Linked DNA regions of Homo sapiens: region 1 is linked to region 2. Evidence: chromatin loops called from intact Hi-C (ENCODE). Cell type or tissue: CD14-positive monocyte. All regions are shown on one strand. Links, peaks and the distances in the headings refer to the core of each region. The heading gives the core; the rest is flanking DNA. Region 1 holds the start of LOC105378726 (a long non-coding RNA gene). Region 2 has its middle 15 kb from the start of LINC02812.

Region 1 (15,531 bases), core at 2,312-10,311, 90 kb after region 2:
AGCGTGCTGCCTGCTCTCAGCAGCACCCCTTGCGTAATGCTTGGTCCCTTTGCAGGCGCCAGCCAGGGACTCCTGCTGATCCCATCCTGCCCACCTCTCCCCCATACCCACCTCCTCCCAGCCCCTCAGCTGTCACTCGTTCAATACCTCCTGCAACCACAAATCACTGGGACAGGAAGACGCCTTTGTCGGTCTGTCCCTCGGAGACGCTCTTCTTCCCTGTGGTGACAGGGAGGCCTACATACCCCAGCAAGGGCTTGGGCCTCCCTTGGTGACAGTGGGGCCAGGGTCCGGCAGTATCTGAGAGCAGCTGGGATGTACTGGGGCCTGGAGGAGGTGCTTGGTTGTGGGAAGCCCCAGATGACCTCTTTGGAAGGACTTGGAACAGCACCAAGATCCACAACCCCTCCGTGTGACGGGGTCACTAATCCAGAAGGTCAGCTGGAGGGGGCCCTTAGAGATGTGTTCACCTGAGGAAACTGAGGCCCAGAATGGGAAGGGGTGACACTCCTTCCACCGCTGGGGGCCCTGCTGCTGCCTCCCATTTTGTCTTTCCTCGGGCCTCCTGATCTTTGCAACCTCATTTTCATGCCTTGGTGTTTTGGGGCAAAGGTGGACCACTTGTTTCATGTTTGGACCACTTGTTTCTTGGGAAATAAATAGATTTATGGTCTTAGGATCTGGCTTGGTTAGAATTGTGTAACTCCTTAGTGGAATGGGTTGGAGGAGAGAACCCAGAAAATTTTGAGGGAAACTCTTCCCGATTTGAAAGCAAAGCCGCCCTCACCAAAAAGTGCTCCTTCCGCTGCAGCCTCTTCATTCCGAATGGGGTGAATCCTTTGGCTGGAGCCCTTCGTGTGTCTCCCTCCTCCTCAGCACCTGCAGCTTCTCAGTCTCCCCAGGTGGGATGGGAAGGTGGGGGAGAGGGCGAATTTAGATGTCGCCTGCTGATGGATGATGGTGGCTTGAGCCCCAGAGCCCGCTGGGCAGTACAAAGCCACGCACCGAGTCCCGCCCACCACACGCGGGTGCTGGCTCCTGCACCCTACTGTCAGGACACTGTGGGAACCGTTCGCCTTCTGGGAACCGCCGAGCCTTGAGTAGTCAGAGACTGTCCGCATGTGGACTTCTGGACTCAGATAAACAGTTCCTTTCAGGGAAGGCATCAGAGGCTGCCATCCGCAGCTTATCGACATCTCCGACTCTGGCGGTAGCTGTCATGGAGTCTTGTCACAGGGGCTTAGGGTGCAAATCAGAGTGTTACAGCCTTAGAACCGTAGGTCCCTAGAGTGTCAGAAGCAGAGCCATGTGGAAGCTGTTTGCAATGTTATAATGGACCCACGGGATCTTTAAACTGAGGGCTTTAGGAACATCACATGTCCAGGGAGGGGTTAGGATTTGAATCCATTGCTGCTGGACCCCAGATCTGCTGGCGATGGAGGATTTGAATCCAGTGCTGCTGGACCCCAGATCTGCTGGCGATGGGCTCTGGGCATCACCCCCACCACCACTTCCAACCGTGCAGCTCCATTTTAATCTGTCTTATATGTTGGGGGTTCACTTGGGAAAAGGGTTCCTCTGCTTAAAAATAGTTTTCCAGGCCCTGTGCTGAGCCCCAGCTCCATGCCAGGACCCGCCACAGCCTGAGAGGGTGGCTCTGGTAGTGGGACGGCCGTCAGGCCAGGGCCCCCGGGTGGGGTGCAGGTTGCTCTGGGCCACGGTCTCCTCCCCCTCTCATTACTGCTCTGTCGTTGCTGCAGCCAGAGAACACTCTGGGTCTGTCATCCTGTTGACTGGGGTGACAGTTTAATAGTAGCTTCCTGGACTGTCATTTAAATCTGCCTGCCAGGTTAGTAGGCCAGGGGCGGGCTGGCACGCCCCCTGCCCCCACCCCGGATCTGCATTCTGCTGGAAGCGGTCGTCTTGGCAACGCTGGGGCATGGCGAGCTCTGTCGAAGGGTAACTGTTGGTGGGAGCAGCCCTTTCATCTCCCCGACCCGGGTACAAGTGGCCCAACTGCCTTAGGGCCAGAGCCAGGCCACCCTGTGCTGGCCCAGGCCTGGGAGAGGAAGTGGGAACATCCAAGTCCCTTCTGTGCACCCAGCTCTCCAAGTTAGGGGCTTTACCTTTGCTCTCAGCCTCTCAACTGCCCTAGGAGGGGAAAGAACCTGCCCCAGCTTGCTGAACAACAATGTTGAGCTGGAATCCACCTTTCTTAGGGGTCGCTGCTCTGCCTTCAGAGAACATTCTCTAGAGCCCAAGACCTGTCCACAGAAACCAGAGATCAGTCAGAGCCTGTAAGGCTGACAGCTCCCTCATCTCCCTGTCCTAGGTGGCTGGGTATCAATTCTCTCTGTTCTTTCCAGGGCCTTTCTCTAGACGTGTCCCTGCTCTGAGGATTGGGGTCTCCAGTGGGGTCCCTGCAGCTTCACTCTGGGCTCCATGCTCTGTGAACACTTTGTTCTATTTTTTATGGCCTAGTGGGGCTGGCCCAGAGACAGACGGCTAAGTACAACTACCAGGCTGCTGTGTCAACACGGGCTAGTCCCTCCCTTCTCTGCACCTCATCTAATCATCTGTAGGATGAGAGGCTTGTGCCCCAGCAGTGTTTTCCTAGGTGTGGTTCATTGGACCACTTGTTTCTTGGGAAATAAACAGATGTGGCATCTGAAAAAGGAGTTCCTTGGTTAAACAAGCTTGGAAGGCTGGAGGAAACCGTCAATCAGATATCTTTACTGCAGTCCTTCCCAGGGCCTTTATAAACCGTGGGCATCATGCATCTCCAAGGGGGAAAATAATAAGTGTCTATCCCAAATATCCTGGTGCATGGCCACCCCTGGGCTCTGTCCTGCCCCCTACCCCTCCCCTCCTCTGCTAAGGGCCGATTTTCTGTCTTGCATGGCCTCACGAAATCCCAAAGGAAGCTCTGGCAGCCTGGAGCCCTGGGTTTTTTTGGCTGCTGGAGAGCAGCCCTGTGTTTAGCAAGAGGCTGGATGGGTCCCTGGGCAAGCTCAAGGAAAGCCAGGCCCCTGTGCTGGGCCTCTGCAGGGCAGCTTTGTGCACAACTTGGTGAACAACTCCACCAGGGTCAATTGTTCCCTGGCCTGGTGGAGCTCCAGGTCCCTTGCCACTTGCCTTGTCCCCAGCCCCTAATGGTCACTCTGCTCGCTCCTCCATGCCCCTAAGCCCCATTATCCTTCCTCCTGGAATGCTCTTCCCTGCTCTCTTCACTCCCACAGCTTGGCTGACTCCTCTTCCTTGAACACAGTGCCCCTCCTCTGGGAAGCCTTCCCTGACCCCTGGGCCAGGTCAGGTGGCCCTCGCCTGGCTTGCTGGCTACAAAGTGGGATTGGGAGTCATTACCTGGGTTCAAGTGCAGCCCTCCCACAGACATGTGCTGTGGCTTTGAGCAGTCACTTCTCACTAGGCCTTGGCTTCCAGGCATGTAACATGGGAGACCCACGTAGGGGGCCTCAAGACCCTGGAGTCCAACACGGCAGGACATTCGGATTGCCAAGAGGAAGCTGCACAGAGCAGTGCCCCTGGGCAGCCCGGACTAATCTTTATTTTGGAGCCTTCTCTCTGCACCGGGGCTCCACGATGCGTGTGGGTGGGGAGCAGCATGGGAAGGATGTATACTGTCTCAGGGAAGGATGTCTCTGGAGGCGGGGGAAGCCAAGAAGTGCTGAGTGATTCTAACAGTTTCACAGGATCACAGACACTGAGTGTGGAGAGGGCCTTAAGACTTAGTCAGCGCCACACCTCCATTTCCTGATGAGGAGGAGGCAAGCTCAGAAGGTTTGACGGATGGGCCCAGTGTTACACACACGGCAGCTGGGGCCAGGGCTGTGACTTCACACACCTCTAACTTGCACCTTTTTGCTTCTCAGTTCATAAAGCCCTGGGGCCATCCTTAGCTTATTTGCTTCTCACAATGACCCTGTGTGTCCCGTGAAGCAGACGAAGAAAGTGCGGCTCACAGGAGTCCTGTAACTTGTGTAAGGTCACATAGCCTACAAGTGGCAGGGCGCAGTTTGATAGACCATGGACTGTCTGGCACTTTCCTTGGCCCGTGTTCTTGTTATAAATAGCATTTCCCACTTCCTTTGTCCTGGATTTCCCACTCTCCCCTACTCTACCCTGGGGTCAGCCCCTCCTCACTGCCCCTAGAATCCCCTAGTCCTTTGTGGCAGCCCATCTGTTGCCATGGCACCAGATTATGATGTCGCAGACCCTGGTTGACTATGTATCACTCCTGGGCTGAGGGACTCACAGAGGTGGGCATTGTCCAAGGGGCAGACTGGCATGGGGGGACATAAATCCCTGGAAACAGGGAGCCATGGCCTTGAGCCCAGCTGGGGAATCACCCTGGGAACCAGAGCCAAGGCCAGCAGAGTAGGGGTCTGGCATGGCTTTCTCTGACAGCCTTAGAATGGCGGCACAGCCCTCATCTCATGGCAGGGCTGATATGGTCTCTTCACGAGGGACTATTGGGCTCATTGCACTGAACGGCCTGACACTGGGTGTTCACCAGGATCCCCCAGAAGAGTCTTTTTGCCTTTTGTCCTTGTGACAAAGCTGCATGGGAAAGCCACATCCCCACTTGCCCAGGTTCACCCCGAGGTGGCTATGCCAGGAGTCAGTCTCCACTCTGACTCCAGATCCTTCCATATGGTCACACTTCCAATGGGGCCCTCCAGCGTGCTTTAGTCTAGTCCCCACCCTGAAAGTGCTGTCCATTAGCAGAGCAAAAGCCGTCCCAGGCCTGGGTTTATTCTGCTGCACACTTCTGGGCACATTCCAGGAGACCTGAGAGATGTTTCAGTACATTTGAGGACTCTCTGGGGTCCTCATTCTTAGCCTGGTAACACTGAGGTGGCTGAGGGTCTGAGTGGAAAGAGATCAAGCTTTGGCAGCTGCCACACACAGTTGAAATCACACTTCTGCCACCTAACACCCTTACCTCTAAGCCTTAATTTCCTCTTCTGTACAATGGGATTAATAACAACAGCTACCAAGATAGCTGTGAGGAGTCACTGGGATATTGGGTGAAAGGTGCCAGGCCAGAGCCAGAGTGGAAAATCTCCAAGCTGGTCCAGCCAGTGAACAAATCTGTTCCCAAAAACACCACCGAATCTGTTGCCAAAAACACCACTCTCCCTGCAGCTGCCATTTCCTGGGCGGGGCTGACCTCAAAGCTGCCCTTTGGGACAGCAGTGGTGTTTTTGGCTGCTCTGGCCTCCTTGCCCAGTGCCTGCCAGGGCTTGGCACATGGAGGAGGACAAGATCACCCCCAGGCTTTCAGAATCCCAGGGAGGGCAGGGTTTTTGGGGGGTATCTGGTTGTCCTGTGCCCAGCAACAGAGCCCCATCATCACCTTCTTCAAGCCTGCCCTGCTGTTTTGGGCACTGTCTGACCACACATCCTTGCCAGACTTGCCTACTTGCTCTTAATTCCCAGAGACTGGGCTGGGCTGATTCTGTGTTCTCAGTGCAGAACGTAGAACAGAAGCAAGGTTCATTGAATGTGGAACTGAAGCTTGCACAGGGCTTTCCCACCTGCTGTAAGGTTTTTCTTCCACATTTGGTACTGCTGAATGTTTGACTGGGGAGCCGTGGTGGAGATGAGCAGGCATCTGACTGTGGGTTCAGACTGTGACCCTGCTCCCCCCAGCTGTGACCTTGGACATGTAACTTAACATCTCTGGGTCTGGATTTCCTCATATGTCAAATGAGTACATAGCAGGCCCCCTGCCATGAGGTTTCTTGGGTAAAAACACCTGGCAGAGACTGGCACAGAGGAAGCACCTAGTGAGTGTTAGAACGAGAAAAAGAGAAAACTAGGATATACGTTTCTTTTTTTGGATGCTGAGCTTCTTGTGGGGGGAAAACCACTGGTGTTCACATTAGGAAATTCCCCAGGTGCTGTGGTTCATATTGGTACTTACTTTAAGATGATTATGGACTATGATTTACCAATAGGTGGTATTCGCATCTATCATTGACGATGACCTCTCAGTGCAGGAAACAGGGAGGGCCTCTCCAGAGCCCTGGGCTGAGAGGCAGGAGAGCTGTTCTTATCCCTGCCATGCTGTATTTCCCTCAGCCAGCCCCTTTCCCTTTCTGGGCCTCAATCTACCCATCTGAAGGTGGACTCTGATTCCTCAGGTTTCTTCTAGTTCTGCACGTACAGAGGCATTCTTCTAAGCAAAGTGTGAAGAAAACTCATCTTAGAATGCAGATGTACTGCAAAGATTCCACTGAGAAGGACAGACATGGAACAGATTCAGAGACACAGTCTCTCTCACCAAATCCTTGCCAGGCTCCCCAGAGGAGGGGGAGCAGGCCTGCAGCCCCAGAAGCACCCAGAGGGCCTGTGGGTAGATTTGAATAAAGGTGGTCCATGGGAGTGGCTTCCCAGGGAGAAGGCAAGCCCCAGAACTGTAAGTATGGAGCAGAGGCTGGGGGGCTGTGCTCGCATTTAGCTCAGTGTCCCGCACTGAGACCTACCCCAAGCTGGATTCTTGCTGAATTTGACAGTCTCTGTGCTGCAGGGACAGGGAAGAAAGCAAACCATGTTGGACTCGCAATCAGTGATGATCTAGAGCAGAGGTCATCAAAATACAGGCCACAGGCCTGGCCTGTCACCAGTTTTTTGTAAATAAAGTTTTATTGAAACATAACCATGCTCACTCATTTATCTAATGTCTCTGACTGCTTCTGCCCCATAGTGGCAGGATTGAGTGGTGTGACCGAGACCATTTGGCCCTCAAAGCCTAAATAGCTACTATCTGGCCCTTCACAGAAAAAGTTTGCCAACCTCTGCCCTAGAAGGACATTCAGGGGATTGTAGGAGCTCAGGAGAGGCTACTGATCAAGACTGGAGGTGATACTTAAGCCCAGTGTGTAATGGAAAGAAGGTGAGAGGTGGGGGAAGGGGCTTTCAGACTAAAGACAGCTTGGGCAAGGTATGATGGTATAAAAAGCATGGAGTATATGAGGACCCACCGGCAGTTGAGGTGGGGCTAGATTGGGAAGTATGAGGAGGGGAAGATGAGGGAGCGGGGCAGGCTGGGGCCACGGGACTTCTAAGCCCCTGGGGAGAGGCCACATCCTAGTGGCCCCTGATGTTAAATCCATCCCAAGCTCATTCCAGGGGAGGACTTTGGTGGTCTGAGCGCCCCAAGGCCTGGGGTAAGTCACTGCTGTGCTGAGGTATCCTCTTTTAGGCTGAAAAGAGACCCCCCTGCCGTCTTCATTTCTGGGCCTCCTGGTCTCGAACTACCACACCTGAAAGCTTATCTCTCACCAGATCACCCTCTCTTTTCCTGATGAAGAAGCTGTAGGCCAGAAAAGGGCCATGATGTGCTTGAGGATACAGAGCAAAATAGCACAGCAGTGTCTCAAATCCAGACCTCCGGACTCCCTGCCCAGTGCTCTCTTCCTCACCTTGTTCTGTAGCGGGTCCTGGATGCTTGGTCCAGCAGGAACAGGGCATGTGTGAGTTCAATGCAGATTTGATGCAGATGAGCCCCCAATAATTCAGAGGCCTAGGGCTGCTACAGAGGGTGCAGGATGTCAGGGGTGGAGCGCTCAAGGCCCCTTCCCGGTCTCCAACACCCCCGCACCCCCACCACCTACTGGGGGTAGCCAGGCAGCCTCAGTTCCCCCATGGAAGTCCTGACAGGGCAACTGCTCTCCCCCGGGCCTGCTAGGTGCGCCCAGTGCTGTGCTGCTGCTTGGGAAGAAGCTGGGGCACCTTATGACATGGGCATCCATCTCTGTTTCCTCTCATTGATCTGGAAACTCTAGTTCCTCGTAGGACAAGACACAGAAGGCAGTAAAGAACCGGGCTGGGGATGGTACCTGCATTCTTATCTCAGCTCCGTAACCAGCTGTGAGCTCTCAGCCTGCTACATCCCCTGTGTGGACACAGAACCCCATTCCTTCAGCTTCTAATTAAGACTCAAACCCTGAAAACAACAGTAGCTGCCACTTCTCCAGCATCTGCCATGTGCCTGAGTCTGCTGCAGGTTCTTCATACATTACGACTTCTTGTTGCTCCTCCTCACCGCCTTTTGTCTTCTTCTCCCTATTATATAGATAAGAAAATGTAGGCTCAGAGATTAAGGAACATCCTCAAGGTCACACAGATAGGAGGAGGAGGAGGAGGAGGAAGTGGGATTGAGATCCCCAGAGCAGTGTGGAGGTCACCCTGCAGGCTGTAGGCACCGGGGGGCAGGGACTGATTTGGGTGTCTTGCCCAGTAGATCCTCTTCCGACTGCTCTGAACACAAAATACGTCATTCATCTTGCCACAAAGGAATCATCTATGTGTAGGATTCATGATCACAAACTCCCCTGGCGCCTGCAGAAGGGACTTTGACTTCCAGTCCAGTTGGGGAAAGTGGGACAGGCAGGTAAAGAGACTGAGAACTGGCTGAAGGAGCTAAGGCAGCTGCTGTAGGGTATCAGGGAAGGCTTCCTGGGGACAGTGGCAGTGGAACTAGACATTGAGGGGAAGCAGGAGTGTGGTGGGGTATGATAAATCTTGTCATGCTTGCTGGGTTTGAGCTCTTGGACTTGGAGGGCAGAGCAGAATGTCACCTGTCTTCACGCAGTGTTCAGATGCCTAAGGAATGAAGAAGCTTGTCTCTCCTGTCCTCTGCCCTTGGTCAGCAAGGCAGTCCATGGCCTGGTTTGCAGACCAAGCACATCCTGGTCGGCCCACCACCCTCCTGACTGCTCCCAGGCTCACCACGCTCTCTTCCTTGCCCTGCAGCCAAGAAGACCTGTGCAGACAGTGACTTCACCTGTGACAACGGCCACTGCATCCACGAACGGTGGAAGTGTGACGGCGAGGAGGAGTGTCCTGATGGCTCCGATGAGTCCGAGGCCACTTGCAGTGAGTCCTGCCCCTCAGTCTGGGTGGGGGTGGGCCTCAGTTTCCTCCTCAGATCTTCCTTGAGAGGCTGTGAGGCTCAGGAGAGGTAACCAGTTGAACATTCTGTGCCACGCACTCAGGGCGCTCCTGGTAAACAGATATATTTAGTTGCTGGTTTCTACTGACCTGTTTCTGGACTTTCTTCACAGCCCTCTTGTAGGTTGGACCCTGTTTCTGTGGCAGCAGGAGCTAGAAACAGCCCTGTCAAGCCCTTCTGCCCAGAAGGAGCCCTAGCGTGTCCTCCAGGCCTCCCTGCTGCTGTTCTTGAGGACCCCGACCATAATTCCAGGAGTGCCAGTGGCAGCTGGTGCTTCTTAAGCCTTTATCGTGTGCTAAGCTCTCTGTGTGCATTAATGCCTTTGATAACCACAGCAGCCTCATGAAGCAGATACTGTCATTTTCTGAGTTTTGTAACGGAGAACACTGAAGCTCAAAGAGGTTGAGTGACTTGCCCAAGGCTACCCAGCCAAGACTTTGAGGCTCTGGCCCGTTCCTCTACCCTGGGTGGGCTGAGCCTAGGAGCTCCTGCCTCCATGGCCAGCTGGGTGGTAGCAGAGGCAGGCAGGGGGAGGTAGAGGCCAGAGCTGAGCCCCAGGCCTGCCCCCTACACTCAGGGCTTTGTCTCTCCATGATTTATTTTCCAGGCCCTAATCCTCAAAGCAAACTTACACCCGGCAGGTCATTCTGTGACATTTGTTAAATTAAAAAGGAGATGAGAAGGGGGCGGGGAAGGACCCAGCAGTCCAGAGGCAGAGCTTCAGCAGCGTGAGCCCGAGACAAAAGGCTCAGGCAAAAGCATGTGGAGGATAGTGGGGCTGGCGGGGACCCAGGAGCCCCTGTTTAGGGGTAACAGTCGTCCCAGAGGCAGAGGTGGGGACAATGGAGACCGGAGTCCCATCTAACGCCGTGGCTGGTGATAACTGGGTTTCCTTGTCTCCTAGCAACAGAGCTACCAGTCTCCACATAAGAGAAAGAGAAAGGGAGAGAGAGAGAACAGAGCAAGAGCGGCCCCCACCCGAGACAAGGAGCCCTCATTTCCTCGTACAGCTGCTCCTGGCCTCCCCAGCCATGCCGCAGGCCCCATCCTTTCCTTACCCACCACGTGGCCAAACTCCATGCCGTCCTGAAGGCTCCCAGGCAGGAGGGAAGCCCAGTGCTTTGTCCTGAGCTTCAGAAGGAACAAAGCCCTGCCACGCCCACTTGTGACTTTCATCCTCTTGGCAACCTAAGGAAGGAGGAGGATCCCCATGTAGAGAGAAAGAAACTGAGGCTGGAGTCAGTTCTCCCCCTTGCCCAAGGCTGCCCAGCTAACAAGAGGCAGAGTCGTGTGCAGCCTGGAGTGTGTGCTTGGGGAGGGTTTGTGGCCACAGGGAGCTTTTCCCTCACTGCAGTCAGCCAGCTCCTCCATCCGTACCTCACTCCAGCAGATACTCCGACAATGGGGGCAGAAAGGGAAGGGAGAGGAGCCTCATCGTGGTTATCAGAGGGGGCTGCCTTGCTACCTGAGGGCTAGGCTCCCCTTCTCCCCCTGCCCCACCCCCACCCCCGTCTCTATCTCTTTGTGTGGATGTCCCTTTTCATCTTCCATTCTGTCCCCTTCGGGGTCCCGCCCACCCCTGCCCTCTTGGGCTGCCTCCCTTCCCTGCTCATCTCCTATCCTCACCCTCCCTCTCACCATCTCTTCTCACTGCCCTACTCATGTGTCCCTCTGTCTTTTTCCCTCTTGCCCATCCCAGCACCTGCTGCCTTCCCATCCCCTGGGCTGGGCAGGGGCCCTCCTGCCTCATTCCTCCTGCCTCCCAGGCCCGCTTTTCACAGTTGAGGGACAACAGGAGGCCCAGAGAAGTTGATAGACTTCCTTCAAAAACACACAGCTTATCCATGGCAGGTCTCCCTTTTATGAAAAAAGGCTCTTCGAGCTCTCTGAGGTTTCATAAGGCGTCTATGGGAGCAGTAGCCAAGGCAGCACCCCAGGAGACAGAAGCCCAGCTCTCCTGTGGGCTCTTCCAGCTACTCACTGTGAAGCCCTGCATATCTTCCCACCTCCCTCTGGGCCCTGATCAGTAACACTCCGGAATTCCAGAATCTTCTCCATTCCTAGATTCCTAAACTCTTAGTATTCTGAGACCCCCTTTCCCCCTTGCTTGTGCTAGCTGGGGTGCAAGAGCCATGATACCCACTTCCTGTGTTACATTGGTCGGTGTAGGCAAGGCGGAAGACTGCCTGGAGGAAGTTGGCTAGAGTGGGAGCTCTGGTCAGGGTCAGGCAGAATTTGGGGCAGCAGGACCTGATAGCAGGCTTGCTCACTGCTTCCCAACTGAATGAGAACCTAGCAGCCAACCTGCTATCCATTTAATTGGTGTTGCCATAGCAACCTCCACGGCCCACCAGGTTCCTGGGGCTATGCCAGCTCCCAGGATGGAGCCCCATTCCCTACCCCTAAAAGAAAGATTATAGGCAGTAAAGTGTAGTGAGTTTGGGATTGGATATAGTTGGGTTCAGGTCTTTTAACCTGTTAGACCTCGGGCAAGCTGCCCAGTCATCCTGAACCTCAGTTTACTCATCTGTAAAATGTGGTAATGGTACCTGCCTTAGAGGGATTGTGAGAATCAAATGAAAGAATGCAAGTATCATCGCTGGAGTAAATGGCAGTGTTATTTGTATTATTATATTTTGGCTGCAAGCCCCCTCTCCCCAACACAACAGTGTGTTAGATATTAAGATGTTAGATTCTTACAGTGTTAAAATAGTGTCAGTGAAGGGAGTTGCATTGAGCGGGAAAGGGATTTGAGAGAAGGTCCCAATTCTTGTGTTTTCCCCGATTATGTTGTCTGTCCCTAGCTGGCTGGGGTTTCTCCCAGCTCTGTTTCCCTCTGGTTCTGTGTTCTGTACCTATCAAATGTAGCCAGGAGTCACAATGGAAAAGCCCAGAACATTTGCCTAATGGCAATAGCATTTCAGCTCTAATTATAGCTCACTTGATTGGGGACGGCTTCTGACCCACCTTCAGGCTTCTGTTGGGAGGGGTGAGGGTGGGGGAGGGGAGGATGGTTCAAGGTGAGTTATAGTTCTGGATGCTATTTATTTGAATATGGAGGCTTTTTCATGCATCTTAGAACCTTTCCACCTGGGAGGGGGGCCTCTCTGATTAACCAGGCTCATCTTGCTATTATAGATCAGAAAATGGAGGCCCAGAGATTTTCTGAGCTCACTCAGTAAGTTAGGGACTGACCCAGCTAGCAGCATTTTGCCTGGCCTTGACTGAAGGAACTTGGTGTAACTCCCCCTTCTGCACCTTGGGTGGCCCCATGCTGTGCTTCCTGTGGATTGAGTGACACTGGCAGTTCTCACCACCGGAGCCTCTGGTCCCTTAGAGCTGGCAGTCCCCATTTGGAGGTTATCTGCCCCTGAAACTCACGTGGGTTGACACTGTAGATGCGTTCCCTCAATGGGCAGCCGCCAAGTACTTTCATTCTTTAACAGACATTGCCCTTTTCGTTAATTTGTGAATTTATGAATTGGAGAAAGTACCAATGGATTTGAATTTCTGGGGCAGGATTCTCTGGGAATTTAAATGCCTTTAAATGCCGTGAGCCACTCCAGGATACAGAGTTTCATGAAAAGCCCCCTTGCCAGCTTTGGAGGGTTCCTGTTGTCTGAGAGACAGTGGGATTCTTCACTCCTGCCTCTCAGAACCTAGGGTACTTGGAGAGCAGGCCAAAGGCATATGGTCCCCTCCGGGGGCATCTGTCACAGAGGGAGTGGCTGTCCTGGGATGGGGTCTGCATCGCGGTGGACCATGTGGACTTATAATGTGCATTCCCCAGTGGTGACAACAGGCACGTCCCCAGCCATTGGCATTTGCACTTCATGAAATAAAACAAGGGCAAGTGTTTTCTGAGCTCCTAGTTTGTTCCAGGCTCTGAGTGTAGGGATTTCCATATGGTTCCCCTTTTAAGCCATCCACCAACCCTAGGAGATTATTCAACCCCATTTTCAGATGAGGGGAGCCAGAGTGCAGAGAGGTTCAGTAGTTGCCTAAGGACCTTAGTTTTAGTAAATGAAACTTGGATCCAGGTCTGTCTGACTCTAAAACCCAGGCTCTTTCTCCTACATCATGCTGCTGGGGGCCCTTGGGCTTCAGTTATCCTGAGAGTGGACATCAGATGGCCATCGTGCAGAACCTGCCCAAAGGCTCAGTGAGTCCCCTTCCTCCAGTGACCTCTCTCTGGGCCAGTGGTGCCAGGGAGACCAACAGGGTCTGCTTGATTCTCTTGTGCAGTGGTTAGGTGCAGTAAGTTAAGCACTGTGTTTGGACCTGGGATGGAAGTCCAGATCTGCCTCTCACCACTAGCCTTTGAACAAACAACTTACTCTTTCTGGGCTTTACTTTCTTCATTCATAAAATGGAGGTAAGAATATCCACTTCATAGGGTGATACCATGTGTCAGTCATTACCCAGACCAACTTCCCAGGACTGTGGAGTAGAGAGGCCTGACCTGGGACCCTGCGAGCCAGGCTCAAGTCCTACCTTTGGGGGAAAGCTACATCACAGGAGAGACAGTGAGGTTCCAGGAGAGACAGGAATTGGAATACCCAACTGCCAGTAGCTGTGTGACCCTAGGCAGGTCCCTTTTGCTCTCTGGGCCTTGGTCTCCTGCCACTCCAAGGGATGTTCATCAGTGTGACCTCTGAGATCTCTCAAGTCCTGGCATTCCAAGAGCCTTGGCTCTTTGAGGGTGGAGGGCTGTTATCAGGCACTGCTGAATCCTTGAGAACCTATAATTAGAGCTGTCTATTTAGGGACACAGCAAATGTCTTATTAATTATAAAGAAAGGAAGCAGACAGATTGTTTAATCATTGTCCTTGCTGAAAGGTTATGCAATTAACTATATAAATATTCATTAAAAGTTCAAGCAGCCGCTTGCTGCACTGGGGTCTGTAGAACCTGGAGGTCCACCCTGGAGGTGGAGCGTACAGCCAAGGGCCCTTTCTGTCACCTGGGCTTTTGTGAGGAGAGTTTGGGGATGGTTCTGGAGCATGCAGGATTTGATGGAAGGGCAAGGCTCTAGTCATAGGAACCCAGGCTCGGTCTCTCGCCTGCTGTGCATCTTTGGGCTAGTTACTTGGTCTCTCTGAGCCTCAGTTTCCTCATCTATAAAATGGAGTGCTTACGTGCAGGACTGCTGCCCTGCTGTAGTGCAGTAAGTGGCCCAGGTATGTAGTAAGTAAGTGGCCCAGGTATGTAGTAAGTAAGTGGCCCGGGTATGTAGTAAGTAAGTGGCCCGGGTATGTAGTAGGTAAGTGGCCCGGGTATGTAGTAGGTAAGTAAGCGGCCCGGGTATGTAGTAGGTAAGTAAGCGGCCCGGGTATGTAGTAGGTAAGTAAGCGGCCCGGGTATGTAGTAGGTAAGTAAGCGGCCCGGGTATGTAGTAGGTAAGTAAGCGGCCCGGGTATGTAGTAGGTAAGTAAGCGGCCCGGGTATGTAGTAGGTAAGTAAGCGGCCCGGGTATGTAGTAGGTAAGTAAGCGGCCCGGGTATGTAGTAGGTAAGTAAGCGGCCCGGGTATGTAGTAGGTAAGTAAGCGGCCCGGGTATGTAGTAGGTAAGTAAGCGGCCCGGGTATGTAGTAGGTAAGTAAGCGGCCCGGGTATGTAGTAGGTAAGTAAGCGGCCCGGGTATGTAGTAGGTAAGTAAGCGGCCCGGGTATGTAGTAGGTAAGTAAGCGGCCCGGGTATGTAGTAGGTAAGTAAGCGGCCCGGGTATGTAGTAGGTAAGGCCCGGGTATGTAGTAAGTAAGTGGCCCGGGTATGTAGTAAGTAAGTAAGTGGCCCGGGTATGTAGTAAGTAAGTGGCCCGGGTATGTAGTAAGTAAGTGGCCCGGGTATGTAGTAAGTAAGTAAGTGGCCCGGGTATGTAGTAAGTAAGTGGCCCGGGTATGTAGTAAGTAAGTGGCCCGGGTATGTAGTAAGTAAGTAAGTGGCCCGGGTATGTAGTAAGTAAGTGGCCCGGGTATGTAGTAAGTAAGTAAGTGGCCCGGGTATGTAGTAAGTAAGTGGCCCGGGTATGTAGTAAGTAAGTGGCCCGGGTATGTAGTAAGTAAGTGGCCCGGGTATGCCACTTATGTGATGACCTTTGTGAATGGCACCCCCGGAATTTGCACTGGCAGCCCGCAAGGCCTGCTTACCTTACAACAGACATTTGTTGCTCACAGTTCTGGAGGGTAGGAAGTCCAAGATCAAGGCACCGGCAGTTTCCGTGTCTGGTGAGGGCCCGTTCCTCATAGACTGCACCTCCTTGCTTCATCCTCACGTGGTGGAAGGGGCAAGGAGGCTCCCCCTGACCTCTTTTGTAAGAGTACTGATCTCATTAAAGAGAGCTGTACTGTTATGGCTTAATCACCTCCTAAAGGCCTCACCTCTTAATGCTATCACATTGAGGATTAAGTTCCAACATGGATTTTCAGGGGATACCAACGTTCAGACCATGGCAGAATGAAATGAAAAAATATAAAATTTTCAGCACAGAGCAGCCTGACACAACTTAGGTGTTCAAAAACTGGGACTCCCCTCCCCCTCCCTTGAGAGG
Region 2 (9,573 bases), core at 1,574-9,573:
TTCTAATCTGTAAGCATGTAATTTCTTTTTCTTGCCTTATTGCACTGGCTAGAGCCTTCAGTATAATGTTGAATAGTAATGATAGAGAGAATATCCATGCCTTATTCTTAATTGTAGGAGGAAAGCATTCAATCTTTCACCATTAATGATTAATAATGACACTAGCTGAATAATTTTTGTAGATGCCTTTTATCAGGTTGAGAAAATTTCCTCCCATCCTTAGTTTGCTGAGAACAATTTTTGTTATAAATGGAGACCAGATTGTATAAAAAATATTTTTCATTTATTAAGATGATCATATATTTTTCTTTTTTTAGTCTATTAATATGCTGAATTACACTGATTGGTTTTTAAATATTAAACCAACCTTACACTCCTTACACTCCAAGTGGATAAACTCCACTTGGCCATGATGTATCAACCTTTCAATATATTGTTGGATTCCACTGGATAACATTTGGTTAAGAATTTTGTATCTATGACTATTGTGACAAACCATTCCCTATCTTGTGTGAGTCCAGGCGTCACTCCCGCGCTCCTTTCTGGTGGCTTTTCTGCAGCCTTAGGTAATCTCCTCTCACACAGGCATTGATCAGTGCTCAGCTGAAGGCACAAGGGAGGCCATCTGCAAATTGCCGGAACTTTCTCTGTGGGCAGCTTTCCCTTCTTGGATCCTCTGCCCTCTGAAAGCTAGCGCCATGGCTCCCTGGACTTTCACTCTGTTTCTTCAACTCAGGGAGGGTAGGCTCCACCTTGGTGCCCTCCTGCCCTGCAGCCTCTCCCCAGGCTGGCAGCTGGGCAATCCAACATGCTCGCCTTTGAGTCTCCTCCCTCGGGGGCCACTGTCTGAGCTGCCTGGTCCTCAATGTCTGAAATTCATTGTTTCCTGTATTTTGTCTGGCTTGTTGTTTCATCTGGGAAGGTTAATCTGGCCCCTGCTATTCCATCTTGGGAAGGAGATTACGTTTGTTTTTAGATAGTTGTGATCATCTGGCCATCTAATTTTATATCCTGCTCTTCTCACTCAACATTTTCAAATAAGCATTTTTATGCTTTTTATGCTTTTAAACTTTTCATAGATGTCACTTAGAGGAATGTGAAATGCTCTGTCAAGGCTGGGGCCAAGTGTCATCGATCTTGCTCCATGTCAGGATAGTCCCCCTTCCAGCCAAGTCAAAGGAGGTCGGCCCTCCCCACGCAGGGGCTCTGTCCTCCCTCTCACGCTCTTCCTGTCACTCTCAGACTTCCTCAGCAGAAGACGTTTTGTACCACGCACTTCAATGAGGTGGTGATTAAGGACTGCAGAAGAAGCGTTTTTCAATTTAAACCTATTTTTTTCTTGAATGGAGCAGGTGTCTCAAAGTCACAGTTACAGGAATGAAAGAATCACATTATTCACAATTTGCCTGTAATTAAACTCCTCCACTTTCTGAATGAGGGCCTGTGCCCAAAATCGTAATAACTACAGCTCCCACTTGAGGAGCCCTTACTGTCTTTGTATCAGGCACCATCTTGAGCACTGGAGCCAGACTGTGGTTTGCTCCAGATACTGGTGAACCTCAACAAGGCCTCTCTCTTGAGCCCAGAGCAAGCCAAGTCCTGTTGTTAGCTGCACTCCTGCTCCAACTGAGCTTCCTTTCCTCCAGCTCTGGGAGAGATCTGGAGGAGGCTTGGCGTTAAATGCTTAATCCTCGCAAAAACCCTGTGAGGGACAGATAGGGAAATTAGGGCTCAGAGAGGTGAATTAACTTGATCAAGGGCACACAGCAAGTTGGTGGTGCTGCTGGGATTCTAATCTGGACAGTCTGACTATGCTGGAACCATTTCTTCTAACCACTGGGATTTGCTTGGCTAATAGAAGCCCATTCACCCTTCTCTCTGCAAGAAGCCCAAGGGAGCCGGGTGGCTGAGATAGCCTACAGGTGCCAAGCCCCAAGGAACACTTCAGTCCTGGGACTGACCACGGAGTGTCTGAGCATACTGAAAGCCAAGAGTGACACAGAGGCCACGCTTCCGTCCTGGAGGGAGTGGAGTAGGCCCTCTGCCCAGCACAGGTCTCTCCTGCCCTCAGGCCCACACCCCTGCCCCCAAGTCCCAGTGCCCTTTTCCTGCCCCGACCTCTGAAAGAACCACAAATTCTTTAGTGAGATCAGTCACTGTCCTGCCCACCAACATTGCCAGCATGTTGCATTACAGTATTCTCTTCTGGAATTCTCTGGTTATCATTCTTCTAACTTTACCAATAAGGAAACCAAGACCGGGGAGCGGGGGGTAATTCATCCAAAGAAAGTGATGGAGACAGGATTTGAACTGAGGTCTGCTAAGGATTCTGTTATACTCAGCTGGTGGCAAAGTTATTTTAATTGACTGCAAGTCCTCTTGTCTCTTATCTCATTTGTGAATCTACAAGTACTAACTGAGCAAGTGGAAAACAGAAGGTGCTGTGTCCCTCCTGGGGGTTGTGAAGGATCAAGCAGATAACGGATATTGCATTCTTAATCCAAGGCAGCCCTGACCACACAAATTGATTCTGAAGCTTCCTCTAAACCATGCTGTGGATTAATTACGGTGTGGACCAGTTAGGGTCCTTGGTTAAGGGCCACAAAAGCAGACGTAACCAACTTAAGCAGGGAAAGTGCTTCCAGTTGAAAGGATATTGGTTTGAGCCAAGGGTGGCCAGGCCACTGAGGACTCAGCCACCACTGTACCTTTGAACCAGCCACTTATGGTGGCCCTGCCTGGCAGCCCCGCACCATGGCAGCAAGTCACACAGAAGACTCGGCTCCCTCTGCGAGACTGCCATTGTCACCATCACAAATAACGGCAACAAGTGATCTTTGCAGAACCCTCATGGGGCCCAGGCATGTGCTAAAGGCTTCTTCTGTTTTAACTCATTTTATAGATGAGGGAACTGAGGCATAAAAGGCAAAACAAGTTGGCCAAGATTCCAGCCGGTAAGTGGGAAAGCCAGGATTCCACCCGCTGGCTCATTCTGGAGCCCATGTTCTTAACCTCCACGGTTTACTTTCTTGCCATCACCTCATATGGTCCTTTCTTCCGGAGCCAAGGTCCCAGCATGGTTCCCAGCTGAACCCATGTCCCAGATTTCAGGGAGAAGAGGGGAGACCACTTGTTCTGTTTTGTGTTTTTGTTTTTGAGACAGAGTCTCGTACTGTCACCCAGGCTGGAGTGCAGTGGCACGATCTTGGCTCACTGCAACCTCCACCTCCCAGGTTCAAGCATTTCTCATGCCTCAGCCTCCCGAGTAGCTAGGATTACAGGCATGCACCACCAAGCCCAGCTAATTTTTGTATTTTGTGTACAGATGGGGTTTCACCATGTTGGCCAGGTTGGTCTCGAACTCCTGGCCTCAAGTGATCCGCCTGCCTTGACCTCCCAAAGTGCTGGAATTACAGGTGTGAGCCACTGCACCCGGCCAAAAGGAGAGCACCTGTTCTGCCTCAATTTCTACAGTGGGAGGTATGGCCCTGCATCTCAACTCTTTTGAAATGCCTCCGCAGATGGAAGGGGACTCAGATATTGGGCACTCAATAGCCTCAAGTGCCCCCACAGGACTGAAGTGACCCCTAATCAGGACCATTTGCCAGGTCCAGCCCTCAAAACCTTAGGCTCCCAGTGGGGAATCTCAGATACACAGTCTTTGGGGTCCTTAGCAAATAGGGTCATTCATGGGCTCCAGGGTAGAAGAGCTAACTTGTGGCATGGGCTGGTGATCCTTCATGGGAAAAGCTGGGCTGGGGTCCCCCAAATGCCTGGAGGTCATGTGCATACAGCCTGGGAAGCCACATTTCCCAAGAGGGTGTCGGCAGCCCTTGACCCCAGAGCTGGCATCTCTCACCCCATTTTCCCAAGAGACACAGCAGCTGCTTCCCCATCTCTGGAGGTGCATCTCAAGGAGAGCGAGCCGCTATCTTTGTTTGGCATTTTTCGATGTCAGCAGTAGAGAAGCAAAATCAGCCCAAAGGGCTGTTTAATTGCAATATAAAAAATCATGCTTTTTCAAGGGAAAAAAGGAGAGTTCTCCACCCCATCGGTTTCCAGTGCAATACCGTATCTGCTGATTCTGCCTCATTCAAATCCAAACAAGTACATTCATCATCCCAAAAAGTGCCATTCAAGCGGCTGCTCTCCGCAGGGCCATATTTTGCCTCAAATGTTCCCTAGCTCAATTAAGCCTGGTGCAAGCTACTGAACTCCTAGAGGAGTGGGTGCCAAGGGGGAGAGGCTCCAACAGTGCCTTGGAAAATGCTTTCTTGCTCCTCTCGTTCTCCCACGGTGGAAGAATCATCAGCAGGAGCCCTGGATGAAGTCAGGAGTCCCATCCCAGAAGAATGCCAGCTGTGACCCGGGCATGCCCCTTCCCCTCTTGAGGCCTCAGTTCCCTATCTGTAAAGGCAGAAGCTTGGGCTGGATCAGGGATGGCAAGTAGGTGAAACGTGCACCCCCGTTCTCGCTTCCTTGCTCATGCCAACATCCCTAATTACTCAGGGCTTTATTTACTGAGCCCAGATCCGATCGCAGAATCCTTCTCAACACAGCACTCCAGGCCACCAGCACTTGAGATGAAGTGTGCTACCATCCTGGGCTCCATGTGTCTCCTGGGTTCTTTCGAAGTCACACGCTTGAACCTTGGCAGCAGTGATAACAGCCAACAGACCCTCACTGTGTGCATCCTGTGGGCCAGACAGCATTCTGTGTGCTTTGCCTAAGTGAGTATTTAACACACCCAGCAACCTCATTACTAATGTCTGCACTTTATGGATGAGGCCGAGGTTACACAGATGGTTAGTAGAGGAGTTGGGATTCAGATTCAGGCCGTCTGGCTCCAGATTTGGAGCTCTTAACCCCTCACTAGGGTGGACACAAGTCAATCAACACAAAAACCAGCCTCTGGGCAGCATCAGGGGCTACACCTGGGTCATCTTTATGTCCCCATCACTCTGTACTCAGGCAACGTTTGTTGAATAGCAAATGAATAAATGAATGAGATGAAAATTAGACACTGGGAACAGCACAATCATAATGATATTAATAACTAATGGCTGCTGTTCATTGAGTGCAAACTCTGTGCCAGATGTGACACTGTCTCACTTGGGAGGAGCTCAATAAATATTCGTTGAAAATGACGATCCTAATACTTTCCCTTGGTGTCCCTCCCCAACTCCCACCCCACCTCTGCTCCTGTCTCCTGGCCAAGGACCAACAACCAGGAAGGAAACAGTCCAACCACGCTCAGCAGAGGCTTGTCAATTTTTTTAACTGTGACACACAGAAAGGAATTTGTTTTATACACACACCTTGAAACAACAGTCCCACAAAACAATATTTACCCTTCCTAATTGCAAAGTATTGTGATCAATTTCTAGTCTATCATATCAAAAGAAAACCCTAGTGGTGATGCACTAAGTCGATTTCTGGGTTCAGTAGTGGGTTATGTGATTTGAAAAACATCACGCGAAGGTCAGGCACTAATAAGAGTTGGTATCGAGTGCTTACTACCAACTGTGCAGTTAGTCATCCATTTGACTCATACAATGGCCCGGTAGTTAGGTCATTACTATCCCTATTTTTCAGATGAGGGAATTGAGACCAGAGAGCTTGAGTTACTTAGTGGTCCATTCTCAATCTATCAGTCAACTATTGCAGCAGAACAAACAACTTCAAAATCTCAGTGGTGCAAATCAATAAACATTTTTTTCTCACTCCCAAATTTGTGGGTTGGCTGGAGTAGCTCTGCATTCCATGTCTCTCATCCTCATCCTGAGACCAGCAGGCCATCCAGGACATCTTCTTTCCCCAGCAACAGCAGAGACACAGAACAAGCCTCACAGCAAAGCACATTTCAAGCCCTGCTGCATCACACTTGCCACCCCCAAGTCCCAGGGATGCACTGTTGCACTTTTAATTAAGCAATTTGGGCTCTTCAGAAGAAGAGAAAAGACACAGATCTACGCGTAACAGCACAGCAGCACTACATATTTCATTCTGACTGCTTTTGGAGTACGGAGTCAAATGAAAACAGCATTTAAAAGTCATCCATTCGCTTGAGTCCAGGAGTTTGAGACCAACCTGGGCAACATAGTGAGACCTTGTCTCTACAAAAAAAGTAGCTGGATGTGGTGGGGCATGCCTGTAGTCCCAGCTACTCAGGAGGCTGAGGTGGAAGGGTCACTCGAGCCTGGAAGGTCCAGGCTGCAGTGAGCCAAAATCGTGCCATGACACTCCAGCCCGCGTGACAGAGCAAGACTTTGTCTCTAAACAAACAAACAAACAAAAAATGTCATCCATTTACATACTCTATGGTAAGACTTACAGTTCTTTGTTTCTGTGCTTCCAGTGAACTTATTCCTTTAAGAAGGAGGGAAGGGAAGAAGTAGAAGAGGGAAGGAAGGAAGGAAGGAAGGGAGGGAGGGAGGAAGGGCGAGAGGGAGGGAGGGAGGAAGGAAGGAAAGAAGGAAGGAAGGAAGGAAGGAAGGGGCTGGGGGAGGGAGAGAAAATCCACAGGGTAGATATGTGGGTGAATGGCCTCCCATCTCTGAGCTGAATTTCTTCACCTTTAAAATGATGATACAGATGAATACATTCTTAACATGCCGTTGAATGACAAAATTAGGTTACAGCCCAGCACATAAAGGAGTGCCTCATTTTTGCAGCTTTGTATTTGTATAATATATATGCACGTGCATACATGTTTAGGTGCATAGAGAAGTCTCTGAAAAAGGTTCACCCAAGTCTTACCAGTGATTCCCTCACAGTGGTGGGATCTGGAGTGATTTTTGTTTGCTCTGTGTAATTGCGCTGTTCTGCGTGAATGTTTTTATCAGGAAAATTCATTACGTAGATCATCAGAGAAAGCAACAAGGACAGTCATAGTTTGCTAAACAAAACCAATATCACCAGTGCTGGTGCCCTGTTCCCTGTGCCTTCTGCTGGAGGCAGCCCCCACCCGCAGCCAGCCCTCTTTTGAAGCCTAGGCAAGCTTATCTCCTGGACAGGGTTCAGGCCCCCACACACTCCCTCCACATTCCAGCCTCATGTCCTTGTTCCTCCTGTTCAGCACCCTGACATCTTATCTTTCACATTCCATTTGCCTCCCCATTCCCCAGACGTTTAACAGCATGGGGTCAATCTCCACCACCACCCTGTGAGGCTGCAATGCATTCATCCATCCTTCCACCCATCCATTCGTTCATGCATTTTTCCATATAGTCACCCATCTATCCATCCATTCATCAACATTCACTAGAGCTCACTCTGTGCGTATGTCTGTGCTGGCTGCCAGGGACCCAGAGATAAATCAGATGCCAGCCTTCAGAGTACCCCAGGCTAGCATGCGCACGTACTGGCTTACAGTGGCATGGACAAAATGCTGCAGGAGCACAGAGGAAGACCTTGATTCTCCTGGTCTAACCCCCAGGTTTACAAATAGGGAATATCAATTATCACCTCCATTATACAGACAGGGCACAACAGAGGCCACGATGTCAGAGCTAAAAGGCCCTTGGGGGACTCTATTAGGGACAGCAAGCACATGGTGTGTGTAGCATCACTCCCTGCATCTCAAGACCATGGCAGACATTACTAATCAAACAAGCATCTTTCTCATGAAGCCGAGGCTCCTCTGAATCAATGTCAGTTCTCTGTTCCAGGCAGCCGTACCCGGCAACTGGAGTTGGCATTTGCATCATCAAGTCCAGTCTTGGATGGGGGAGTGGAGACTGACAGGCTCAGAGGCACTGAAGGTCACTGTGAGTTAATCTCCTGAGTTGTTCTCAGAGGGATCTGACCACAGAAGGGTCATGCCAGAATTTACTGTGTGCAGCTCCAACCTGCCTCCCTGCACCTTCAACAGAAGAACTTTTGCTGTCTCTGCCTTCTGCGCCCTAATGGCAAGGGAGGAGGCATGATCCTCAGCTGAAGAAATCCAAGAGGCATTGTGGCAGGTGGCTTTTTGGCGGACCCCATAAATTACCAAGTGGATTAGGAAGGATACATAAGCCGGAAGACGCCAGGCCCACACACAGTAACAGGCCCGGCCTGGACGTATTTCATTTCTGATCACACTGGACCGAGCAAGAATTATGGACAAAGTCCATAAACCTAAGCACTGTGCCTGATAATTTACACTGCCCACTGTCATTTTTAATGCATGGTGTCTGCTTCTCTCCAACCTGGGAACACTAAATCTGGCCACTTGAAGAACCACTTCACGCTACAATATGCCAGGAGTCTTTTTCCAGATTTGGTTCTCATGGATCATCTGCACCCACCAGGAGCCCTGAGTCCCCACCCGTAACCCTGCAGGGGGACTCAACAAGTGGTTGAATCTGGCAGAGCAGGCACTGGACACGTGGCCTGTATGTTACGCATCAAATCTACAAGCACAAGTGCCCAGATCCATACCCCTTCCCTCTAAAGCCCCATCACATTTTAGGCATTAGAAGGAGTTGAGAGACTTTGGAGTCACATGGACTTGGATTCAAGTCCTAATCCTGCCACTTATGAATGGCAGGACTTTGCATGAGGCATTTAAACTCTCTCAGCCTCAGGGCCCTCATTTGTAAATGGGCTACCAGCTCTGCTTCATGGGATCGTTGTGGGAGCCCGTGCTGAGAATATATATGCGACCCGTAACACAGCTCATGGCATCCAGTGGCCCTTAAACACAGCAGTTATTATCATGGGTAGTGTCCAGACACAGGATGATAGACTTGCCTTCTGTGGCCTCAATAAGCCATCCTCAGGCCAAGGTCCATAGAGTCCCCTGCTGAACACAGAGGATAGACTCTGTATGTGGTGGGTGGGTGGATGGATGGGTGGAATGAATAGGTGGAAGGATGTTTGAATAGATCCTATTTATGGCACAGAAAACATCAAGGCAGGGATTTGAGAGGGCTCAAATTTGGTCTCCCTGATGTCAGCCTCAAAGGTAACATTTCCTGCTCCCCTCAGTAACCCATTGCTCATCCACACTAGAGAAGCTAAGAATTTCCTTAAATCCTTCCCAAACCTATTTAGACCCTCAGCAGGCCTACCTAAATCCTGCCTGCCTCCTGCCTTGTTCTGCCACATCCAGTCTGAAACCCTTAACTTGGCACTCAAGGTCACTAGGACCAGGCCCACCCTCGTATCCCCTGAGCTGCACACAGCACGGTGTACTGTTAGGGACAGAGATGGCCCTGAGGAGTGTTGGAAGCAGGGCTCTGGACTCGGCCACTAGAGCCGAGGCACCTGGGGAAGGATGCCCTGACTGCAAGGGGTGCTGGGGACTGGGGACTGAGTGCTGGGTCCTTCCAGGCTGTAGAGCTGCTCAGGGTCTCAGGGTCTAGGCTAGCCCAGCCCGTGGGCAGCATTCCTTCCCAGCAGTTTTTTTTTTTTTTTTTTTTTTTTTTGAGACAAAGTCTCACTCTGTCGCCCAGGCTGGAGTGCAGTGGCATGATCTTGGCTCACTGCAAACTCTGCCTCCCACTTCAAGGAATTCTTCCACTTCAGCCTCCCTGGTAGCTGGGATTACAGGCACGCACCACCACATCTGGCTAATTTTTGTATTTT

Evidence for each region. Hi-C counts contacts between places; a loop is a spot of excess contacts. Peaks named below come from ENCODE experiments on the same cell type or tissue, not always from the same donor. Only the 100,000 strongest peaks of a DNase experiment are listed, where the experiment ranks them.
Region 1: it touches region 2 in a loop (3-fold over the local background); 9 of 110 quality-filtered maps call a loop at or near these places.

What each region holds. Positions count from the first base shown.
Region 1 is chr1:53,282,940-53,298,470 of GRCh38, reverse strand. It overlaps LRP8 (LDL receptor related protein 8), which reads left to right. Exons shown (of 19, transcript NM_004631.5): 3 at 8,782-8,904. It overlaps LOC105378726 (a long non-coding RNA gene), which reads right to left and starts at 7,959. Exons shown (of 6, transcript XR_007066090.1): 1 at 7,866-7,959; 2 at 7,449-7,558; 3 at 1-7,339. RefSeq lists enhancers at 2,838-3,378, 3,379-3,920. In CD14-positive monocyte, for the core only: no CTCF peak of the experiment used is centred there; no DNase peak of the experiment used is centred there; H3K27ac peaks cover 4,288 bases.
Region 2 is chr1:53,377,900-53,387,472 of GRCh38, reverse strand. No RefSeq gene overlaps it. Among named protein-coding and RNA genes, the nearest start is that of LINC02812, 15 kb to the right of the region's middle. In CD14-positive monocyte, for the core only: no CTCF peak of the experiment used is centred there; no DNase peak of the experiment used is centred there.